Linked DNA regions of Homo sapiens: region 2 is linked to region 1. Evidence: chromatin loops called from intact Hi-C (ENCODE). Cell type or tissue: Caco-2. All regions are shown on one strand. Links, peaks and the distances in the headings refer to the core of each region. The heading gives the core; the rest is flanking DNA. Region 1 has its middle 330 kb from the start of HTR1E. Region 2 has its middle 440 kb from the start of HTR1E.

What was found. Peaks named below come from ENCODE experiments on the same cell type or tissue, not always from the same donor. Only the 100,000 strongest peaks of a DNase experiment are listed, where the experiment ranks them.
Region 2: a loop joins it to region 1, with 8 times the contacts of the local background. A loop is called at or near these places in 1 of 110 quality-filtered maps.

Annotation. Positions count from the first base shown.
Region 1 is chr6:86,606,992-86,612,377 of GRCh38, forward strand. No RefSeq gene overlaps it. Among named protein-coding and RNA genes, the nearest start is that of HTR1E, 330 kb to the right of the region's middle. In Caco-2, for the core only: no CTCF peak of the experiment used is centred there; a DNase peak (open chromatin) is centred at 3,030.
Region 2 is chr6:86,497,739-86,503,124 of GRCh38, forward strand. No RefSeq gene overlaps it. Among named protein-coding and RNA genes, the nearest start is that of HTR1E, 440 kb to the right of the region's middle. In Caco-2, for the core only: no CTCF peak of the experiment used is centred there; DNase peaks (open chromatin) are centred at 2,473 and 4,933.

The sequences.
Region 1 (5,386 bases), core at 63-5,062:
CTGTATGATCTTACTTATATATGAATGTAAAAAAAAGTCAAACTCATAGAAGCAGAGAGAAGGATGGTGGTTACAAGGGCCTGGAGGGGCTAGGTGAATGGGCAGATATTGGTCTAAGGATACAAATTTCAGTGAGATAGCAGGAATAACTTAAAGAGATGTATTTTACAACATGGTGATTATAGTTAATAATAATGTATTGTCTTTGTGAAAATTGTGAAGGATGTTTTTGCACCATCAAAAATGATAAGGATGTGAGGTAATTCATGTGTTAATTACCTTGATTTAGCTACTCCACAATGTATATATATTTTAAAACATGTTGTACACAATAAATATACAAAATTTTAACTAGTCAATTAAAAAATAATTAGTTAATTTTTTAAAAGGTGAATTATGCTATGCCTGTGATTATATTCCTGGATGCCTGTGAGAAACCTCTCTTGATTTCTGCCCTGTCTATAGTTATCTGTTAAACATTTTAATTACTTGAGGCAAGGAAGAATTTCCTCTCTATGTTGCAAGCAGAGAACAGGTCTAGAAAAACTCTAAATTAGTTATACTTCTTCACATGAGGGACCTTTAATCAATGTTTTCCCTCTGGAGGTCCCTGGCCTTCAATGGAGGCTGATCTTGAACTACACCCACACACAGGTCCCCCGGCTCTTAAAATTTACATTTGTCTTTTATCACAGAAAGGTTGTTATGTTCAGTTTGCTAAAGATGATACTGGCTGTTAGGTTTTTACATTTTTATCCACAATGTTTATCAAGAGAAACTATTTTTACAGAAAACACTACTAAGAAGGATGTAGCACCGCATGTTCCCAAATGGGAGTATTTGTGTCTTCACACATGCTGGTGAAGGGCATCACTGAAGCCAAAGAGTAAAAATAAAAAAGCAGATATAAGACATGGTAAAAATACAATCTTACAATATGTGATCTTGAGGGGATAATAAGGATGGCTTATTTTAGACTAACATTAAACTAGACACTAAATAATGGCTTTAGATGTAAAACTCCATCCTTTCCCTGCTTTTATTGCAAAATAGATGTTCTCTATGATGGTTTACTAGGATCTTTTCCAAGTATCTTCATCCCAGCTTTGCGTTTTCACTAGTAACGCTGATGTTTCAAATTTATTAACCACTTAATTTAAGTAATTCTCATGGGCGAAAGCTCTTCAGGAAGAGATGAGATCAGCCAACAAAACAGTGTTATAGAATTACAGAAGTTACAAATGAGAAATGACCAAATGAGGAGACAGTATTGGAGAGTGAAACCGACTTACTTGGAGTTGCATGTCACATAGCTTCAGAGGAGCCAGGACCCAAACTTAGATATGCCTCCCCTTTCTCTAGTACCCTGCCCATTTGTTTATAACTTTTTCCAAAAAAATTATCAACTTTGCCAAATCTTTGTCCTGTCATTTTGAAGCACAGGGTATATAAGCTTTGTGGTGTGTTATCCTGACATCAGTGTCCTCTTGTGATTCAGTGCAAATATAACTCTAGGTCTTACCAGGGGCATGTGAGCTGATGAGAGAATAGGAAAGATTCAAATCTAAGGTAGTGTTCAGACTTGGAGTGCAAGAGGCAGAGAAGCATGAATGGGAGAAAAAATGCCATCAGGGAAGATGAGGGTGTTGCAAACAAAATTTGGCCTACTTGCTAATTTTTCTTAGGCCTTCCATTGGCTAAAATGAAATCAGTCTGATTTTCACTATATGCTGATAGAAAAAGAAATAAAAAATAGATGGCATTATTTTGGAGGCACGTGAATTTTATAAGATGCGGATGATGAAATCAGGAGAGCCAAAATAACTTCTAAGTTTTGTTTTGCAGAAGATATAAAAGGAAATGGAAAAACACTGTTAATATAGAAGACCAAAAAGAGGATAAAGGAAAGCAGTTTGCTTTTATTGCAAGGAGAAGTTTTTCTCTAATTTTTAAAATGTTTATTTATATGAAAATAATAGAAATTGTGGCAATTTGGGAAGATGAGCAGGACGCTTACCTTGAATAAGAAAGGAAAGCTTCAATTCTCACATAGCTACACAAAGTAATCTTTTCAAAATGCAAATCTGACCGCATCTCTGTCATTCTCCATTGTTGTTAAAAGACCAAAATTCTTAACACACATACAAGGCTTTGCCTCACCTTGTCCCTGTGTACTTCTCTCCCCTCCTAATCATAGTCTATCAATTTCCTCCATCCACTGAAGTTTGCCCCCAACCTGCTGGTCATCCTGGCCATCTTTCAAGCACTAGCCATCTTGGCCGTCTTTCAATCTGTCAGTCACCATGTTCTTTCTTGCCCAAGGTCTTTTTAAGTGCTCTTTCCTCTGCCTTAATACTCCTCCTTCTACCTGAACTCCCACCTGCACCTACTCAGTTCTTACTCATCCACCATATCTCAGCCAATATGTCAATTTCTCAAAGGCTTTTCTGATCCTCTTGGCCCAATTTAAATTGAGTCACATTCTTACAGGCCACGTATGTTTCTTTTATGCTAATTATGTATGTTTCTGTTATACCATTAATTGTATGGTCATATGTAGTGTGTGATTGTTTAAAGAGGTCTATTTCTCCCATCAAACTATGAGTTCTGGAAGGCAGTCCTCACTCTTTTGCTCACCAATGTTGTCCTGAGTGGCCATCACAATGTCTGCTGCATATTTGTTGTGCTAATAAATACTTTTTCAATTAGTGTTAAATGTTATGGACTGTAGCAGGACAAGCCGCATACAAAACCCCTCAGACATGGAGATAGTGAAGGGAATGGCTTTAATCAGCTGGAAGCATCAGCAGACTAGCCTCTTAAAATCCAAGCTTGTCGGGTGCACAATTTCTGTGCCTTTTAAGGGCTCACAACACTAAGGGTTTCACATGAAAGGGTCGTAATTGATTGAGCAAGCCAGGGGGTACGTGACAGGGGCTGCATGCACCGGTGGTCAGAGTGAAACAGGACAGACCGGGAAGTTTCACAATGTCTTTCCATACAACGTCTGGAATCTATAGATAACATCAGTTGCTAGGTCAGGGGTCAAATTTTAACAGACTTAGGTCAGGCAGGCCCAGGCCTGGTTTCAGGTCTGGTTCCTTTGTTTTGGGTCTGTTCGTAGGCACCAGGCTACCTGCCTTTAGTTTTGCTTCTCTTTCTTTTTCTGAGTGTAGAACAATATAAAACAATATGAGAGGGTCTGTCTCTCTTCTCTCAGACCACTTAAAAATAATCTAATAAAGGGACATGGAAGAATCTGGAAGCCATCAGTCGCAGCAAACAGGAACAGAAAACCAAGCACTGCATGTTCTCACTCATAAGTGGGAGTTGAACAATGAGAACACATGGACACAGGGAGGGGAACATCACACACTGGGGCCTGTGGGGGGTGGAGTGGGGGGCTAGGGGAGGGATAGTATTAGGAGAAATACCGAATGTAGATGATGGGTTGATGGGTGCAGCAAACCACCATGGCACATGTATACCTGTGTAACAAACCTGCACATTCTGCACATGTATCCCAGAACTTAACATAAAAAAAACAAAACAGAACAAAACAAAATGGAACCAAAAAGATATAAGCTTTGAAATCTGTATTAGGAATGGGACATAAAGTGAGTCTTCAGTCTTTTAACCTGGTGTCATATAAATTATTCTAGAGGTACAACCAATCAGGTGAGGTTTGAGGGATTTGTACTTGAAAAATCATAGGAGATACCTCTCTTGTGGAATTTAGTGTGAAGATTAAATGAATTAGTAAATTAAGTATAATGATAAGTATTTAAGTTTAATAAGTAAATGAATTACTAAATATAGTACATATGAAATATATAAAATAGTACCTGGGCCCATAGTAAAAATTAAATATATTATTGTTCTCATTATTGTTTTTAAAATCCGAAGAAAATTTAATTGCCTATTTTGGTGCCTAGAGTCTCATGTAATGGGGCTGGGGGATGGGGTAGGAAGACATTAAGACTTTTAAATAAACCATAAGAAAAGCCACCTCAAAGCCTAAATAGCTCAGGGCTAGGAGTCAGTCTTGTCTGAAGCCCATCACCAATGACCTATCACAAAGGCCTTTAACCCATCTGAATCCTAGTCGCTTCAGGCTTGGCTTACCATTTTTGCTATGTGAGCTTCCTAAGTCACTTGTCTTTTCTGAGACTGACTTTCTTTGCTTAAAACAGCATTTGTTATTTTGTATCCTGCACAATTTTTGTCATTTCCTTGTGCCACTTATACCATTTAAAAATATTTTTTCTTTAATTGGCTCACTTTTTATTTAAATAAATCTATGTAAAAAGGAAACTTTACATATTGCCATAAATGGAAAATTAATAACATAGTAGTTCCCCAAAATAGGGTGACAATAAAGTTTATAATAATACTTAAAAACAATGTAATAAACTCTGTCTGGATATTATTGCCTGACAAAAGTTCTGAGGCTTAAAGTCTGTTATGTTTTTATGAAAATGGAGATGTGTTCTAAAGGTTTTATAGAAATATCAGCACCAAACTGAAATTTTCTCCTTACACAAAGTCCTGAAAGAGAATTGTAAATAAGATATCTCCTTTGTCACATAGTTCCTCATTGAATGTCATGTAAGGTCGCCACCTAAAGTCATCCCAAGATCATCTGCAAGACACACCTCACATTTGAATAACATGGATCTAAAAATTGGAGATCATGATAAAAATACACAGCCCTGTGGGGTTTTTGAGAATAAAATTAGATGTAGTATTTGAAACTGCTGGCCGGGCGCGGTGGCTCACGCCTGTAATCCCAGCACTTTGGGAGGCCGAGGCGGGCGGATCACGAGGTTAGGAGATCGAGACCATCCTGGCTAACACGGTGAAACCCCATCTCTACTAAAAATACAAAAAATGAGCAGGGCGCAGTGGCGTGTCCCTGTAGTCCCAGCTACTCCGGAGGCTGAGGCAGGAGAATGGTGTGAAACCGGGAGGCGGAGCTTACAGTGAGCCGAGATCGCGCCACTGCACTCCAGCCTCGGCGACAGAGCGAGGATTCGGTCTCAAAAAAAAAAAAAAAAAAAAAAAAACTGCTCTGTAAATTTTAAAAATCTATGTAGTCGTGCATATTTTAAAAATGAGATAGCATTTACGTGCTAATTTTGTTTTTTATGTTACAAGGGACAGAAACAAACTTGGAAAAGCTTAAGAGAGATAGGGTTTTTTTTTAATGGAACAGTAATTACATTTTAGCACTATTTGTTCTGATACCTCCCTCTTTATTGTGTGCGTGTGTTTGCAGTTCTATTGCTATCATATTCTCATCTTCAGTCTCCTTTAAGCAGCCAAGAGTTAAGTAGTAGTTTGATTAAGCATCACCTAATACGGAGTGCTCCTACCGGACAATTTT
Region 2 (5,386 bases), core at 319-5,318, 110 kb before region 1:
CTGTGGTGGGCTCCACCCAGTTCGAGCTTCCCGGCTGCTTTGTTTACCTACTCAAGCCTCAGCAATGGCAGGCGCCCCTCCCCCAGCCTTGCTGCCACCTTGCAGTTTGATCTCAAACTGCTGTGCTAGCAATGAGCGAGGCTCCGTGGACATAGGACCCTCCAAGCCATGTTCGGGATATAATCTCCTTGTGTGCTGTTTGTTAAGCCCATTGGAAGAGCACAGTATTAGAGTGGGAATGACCCAATTTTTCAGGTGCCGTCTGTCACCCCTTACTTTGACTAGGAAAGGGAATTCCCTGACCCCTTGCACTTCCTGGGTGGGGCCATGCCTCGCCCTGCTTTGGCTCATGCACTGTGCACTGCACCCACTGTCCTGCACCCACTGTCCAGCACTTCCCAGTGAGATGAACCCAGTACTTCAGTTGGAAATGCAGAAATCACCCATCTTCTGCGTCACTCACACTGGGAGCTGTAGACTGGAGCTGTTCCTATTCGGCCATCTTGGCTCCGCACCGATAGGTTTCTTTACACTCCCTTGTACCTTCTCCCACCACACGGATTGATCTCCTATATCTCCCACTTTTCTGTTTTTGCATCAGGTTTTGTTGATTGAAGAGTACAGATGGGTGCAGCAATAGGTTTGTCAGGCATAGTGGTTACATCTCGTTTTCCAGCTTTACATCCTTGAATTAGTAAATAACATGAGATAAACATGAGTATAATTAGTCATATTCTTTTCCAATCAAGAAGTGACATGTAGTGTTACTTGGCACCTCAGTCTAATGTATGCTGTTACTAAGAAACCCCACTGGGGGTATGTCAATCCCTTCTAGCCAAGTAGTTACATTATTAGTGGCTGAGAAGCGGGTGTCAACCCAAGTAACAGGGTGGAAGAAAGGCAGAGCTAGAAGATGGGCCTGATAGAGAGAAGCAGGTACAGGTAGCAGGCAAAGTGAGAATTTAAAAAGGTTAATAAAGCATAGCAAGGAACAAATTATCTGGAGCTAATGGTATCTGTGTCCAGAGCAGGATTCACTCAGTCCTCTGAGTTTTCTTTTTCAGCATAATGTTCAGGACCTGTGTTGTCTGAGGAAGCTGCATTGTCTGGGGCCATGGGTCCTGCAGGGTTATTTCCTTCATTTCTGGTACCAGGTTGGGTCCTAGCCACACCATGGTGTGGTTTGATGCATCATGCTGGAATCCAAAGAGGGCCTGAGGGGGTGTAAACACAAGCATATTCTCTTCCCCATGTTAGCAGATCATTTGAACCACACCTAACATTACTATTTACATCTTTCCATAAAATCGCAGGTTTTATGTTTTGAGGGGCTTTAGTAAAATGCCTTTGTATGACTGATTGAAATTTGTCACTAAATTTTAAAAATTAAGGGCAAATAAGTCTTGTGCCAATAGTATTTCAGGGTCCTTACTTGTATTTCCTCTTTTTTGTTTTTTGAGCATATTTTTAAGGGTGGAGTGGACACATTCTATTATGGCCTGTCCTTGAAATTTATAAGGGATACCTGTGGAATGTTGAATGTTCCGTGTATGATAAAATTGTTGAAATTGTGATCTGGCATAAGCTGGACCATTATTAGTTTTAATTTTTGTGGGCCACCCCATAAACACAAAGGTTAAGAGAACATGTTTAATGACATATAGGGCAGACTCTCCAGGAAGAATATGAGTGCTAATTAAGTGGGAATTGGTATAAACAGATACATGTATACATCTTACTTTTCCAAATTCAGGGATGTGTGTAACATCCATTTGCCATAACTGATTAGGTTCTTGTCCTTTAGGGTTAACACCTGTTGAAGGAGAGGATGTGCCTGTGAGCTGGCAATCTGGGCATTGTAAAATAATTTGTTTAGCTAGTCTTTGGGTAAGTTGTAATTGTTTAGGTAAATTTCTCCAATTTTGGTGGAAAAATTGATGTAATTGGGTGGCTTGGTTGAGCAGTGATGTCATAACCTGCAGGTCTGCTTGATCATTGCCATAAGCCAGTGGGCCAGGGAGTGAGCTGTGGGCTCAACTATGTGTGATAAAAATAGGATGTGTACATTGATCCAGCAATTACTGAAGTCAAAGAAAAAGGGAACACAGTGTGGGCTCAAGAGTGGACTTAATGAGGGCTGTCTCAAGGTTCTGCAATAAATAAATGAAGTAAGCAGAGTCACTAACAATATTGATGGGTTGAGTGGAAAAGGTTTCTAGGGCCATTATTAGGGCTCCAATCTCAGCTCTCTAAGTGCTAGTAAATCCAGATTGAGTGAGGGAGTCATGCAGTTCCTACCAGACAGCTGCTTTTCCATTTTTACCAGAGCCATCAGTGAAAAGCATTAAAGCGTTAGGTATGGGGGAGTGAACTACTTTTGTAGGCATAACTATAGGAATATGAGATAAGAACTGAAGTAGTTCGTCAGCAGGAAGGGCATATTCTATATGGCCTGCATAATCTGAGAGTGCTATCTGCAGGTCTAGAGATAAGGGCAAGACTGCTTTGAATTGTTTTCTATTCAAGGGAATTTTTATGACACCAGGGTCATAACCTAGCAACAGATTGCATCATCTGCAGCCTGTATAGATGACTTTAGTAACTAGCTGGATATAGGGAGATAGTGCTTTAGTCCTGGTATATAAGCAAAAAACCCATTCTAGAAAGCACAGCCCTGGGGCTATCTGTCCTATTAATCCTGTTGGGGAATGTTTAGTAGAAAAAACAAATAATTGGACTGAATGTCGTGGGTCTAAGCGATCTAGTTTCCTCTGAGAAATAGCTTGCTCTGTTTCCTCAATTTCCCTCTTTGCTGCATGGGTTAAATACCTGGGGGAGCCTAGGGTCATATTGCCCTTTAGGATAGAAAACAAGTTGTGTAACTTATCAGTAGTTATGCCTAAGTTGGGGCAAAGCCAGTTAGTATCACCTTGTAATTTTTGATAATCATTTAAGGTATGTAAGATGTTAGTATTTAATTTAACCTTCTGGGGTCTTACTGACCAGGGAGTTAGTAGGCATCCAAGATATTTCCAAGGAGAGGACATCTGTACTTTTTCAGGTGCTATGATTAAACTTCTTAACTGTGTATTCTTTTTGACAGAGTCATATAAATTTAAAAATATTGGCTCTGTTGGAGCTGCCAGTAATATATCATCCATAAAATTAATAATCTTACAATTAGGAAATTCTTTTTTACTGGGGAGCAAAGCCTCATTTACATGATACTAACCCATGGTAGGACTGTTCAGCATTCCTGAAGGAAGTACTTTCCAATGAAATCGGCAAGCTGGCCTTTCATTATTGATAGCTGGTATTGTAAACGCAAATTTTTCTGTTTTGTTTTGCAAGGGGAATAGTATAAAAACAGTCTTTTAAGTCAATAATGACTATAGGCCAATCTCGAGGAATCACCATGGGGGAAGGGAGCCCCTGCTGAAGGGACCCCCATAAGTTTCAAATTAGCACTGATAGCACGTAAGTCATGCAAAAGTCTCCATTTACCAGACTTCTTGGGAATGACAAAAATGGGTGAATTCCGAGGGCTGTTTGATGGTTGTATATGGCCAGCTTTTAATTGTTCCTCAACTAATTCATGGGCTTGTTGTAATGTCTCTCCCTTTAAAGGCTACTGCTCTATCCAAATAGGATTTTGAGAGAGCCACTTCGGGGGTAGGGGAGGAATAACAGTGGCTATTATTAGAAAGAGGTTTGCTGTTCACATAATCCATTAAATTCTGCCATCCAGAGGAGGTATTGACTGCTCTTTAAAGTTGTTTTAGTTATCACTGACCAGTCCCATAGGGTTATACAGAAGTTGTCTGCTATGGTCTCAATTAATCCTTTCATACATGGGCTAGTGGCTTCATTTTCTCTAATAGTTTTCCTTATCTCCTTATAGGTGTTGAAAATGATGGCTTTATATACCTGATTGCCTTGTTGATCTTGCATCACAGGTAGGCCAAGAGCTCCCCTTCTAATGATGCTTGGCTAAGACAGGGTTCCATAACTGTAGTATATTCCTTGTCTTCTTCCCAGTTTATTGGAGGAGGGGGTTCAGAAAAAACCTCTGTGTTCTCTTTTGTATCTTTACCTGGTAATGGTGGGGCTGAGGGAGGAGGAGGAGGTGGTAAGTTAGGTGATGATTCCTCCTCCCTTCCCTTTTTAGGCTCTTTTGTGTAGAACAGGGCCAAAGCAGGCCTGACTAAGGCCCATAATGTTAAAGATGTTACTGAGACCTGTTGTCCTTGCACATCATGTTGTTTAAGATTTTTCTCCCCACTTGTTCCCAGAGCTCTAGGTCTAGAATGCCTTTTTCCAGAACCATGGGTTATGGGGAACAACAGTTTGTATTAGGTCCCTTAATTGAGCCTGAGAAACTGAGGCTCCACTAGCTTTAAGAAGCTGTTTGAACACTTTTATATACTGTTTCTGTTGAGCTGATAACTGTTGTCCCATGATGAAACCCTAGCTTGAAAATTCCCTCGAACTTGGAAATCCCGAGTGGGCACCAGTGACTTATGGACTGCGCAGTCTCTTCTCCTTCATTTTTGAGGATTCTGTCATGATTTATTGCAGTGTTCCTCACACAGGGCACCAGCTGCCGGGTCCATCCCACAGACCCTGGCTGAGTGATGGATGAAAGGAGTACTCAGACACAAGCATCCAGTGAAAGAGTGGGCTAGGGGACTGCCAGCACTAGGGGCCAAAGAGAGTTAGCAGTCCCAATGAGCTGGGGCCACTTTTATTTATTCAGTACTGGTATAATGTCAAAGACCTGGAGCCAACACAATCTGTGGGTAATTAACATTGTCATCCCCCCCTTGCAGGTAGCAGTCTTATGCACGGATGACCAAAGGTTGGTCTCTGGATGACATCAGTAAATAAACTTATCTAGATAGATTTTTTACACTCCCTTGTTACTTAATCCTCGTCCTTAGCCTCAGGGTAACAGAATTATCTGCCTTCAGCTTTATTCTCTCCTGAAGTGTTTGCAAGACCTTCCCACCTTTCAAGAAGGCTTACGTCTTTTCTTACAGCTTCTCCACCACCCTGACCAATCCCCTACACTCTACATAATTTCTCACTACAGATAGTATGCACAGAATGTGTGAAGGCCACATAGCTAGATGTGTACCTGAGGAATGCACTAAAAACATTCATATTTGTCTTACTTTTTGTTTTCTTTTTCAAGTGCCAGTTACAAAACCATTTTCTGTCAATCATCTGAGCTCTAATCTCTGAGAACTTAACTCCTTGATAATAAAAAATTACTATATCCTAAGACACAATCTTATAACATTTCAATTTCTTTGCTAAAATCCTCAGGTGCCACAGTCACAGATATGGTTTGAATTAGTCTGAAGCTCTTCAGGAGATTGTAATC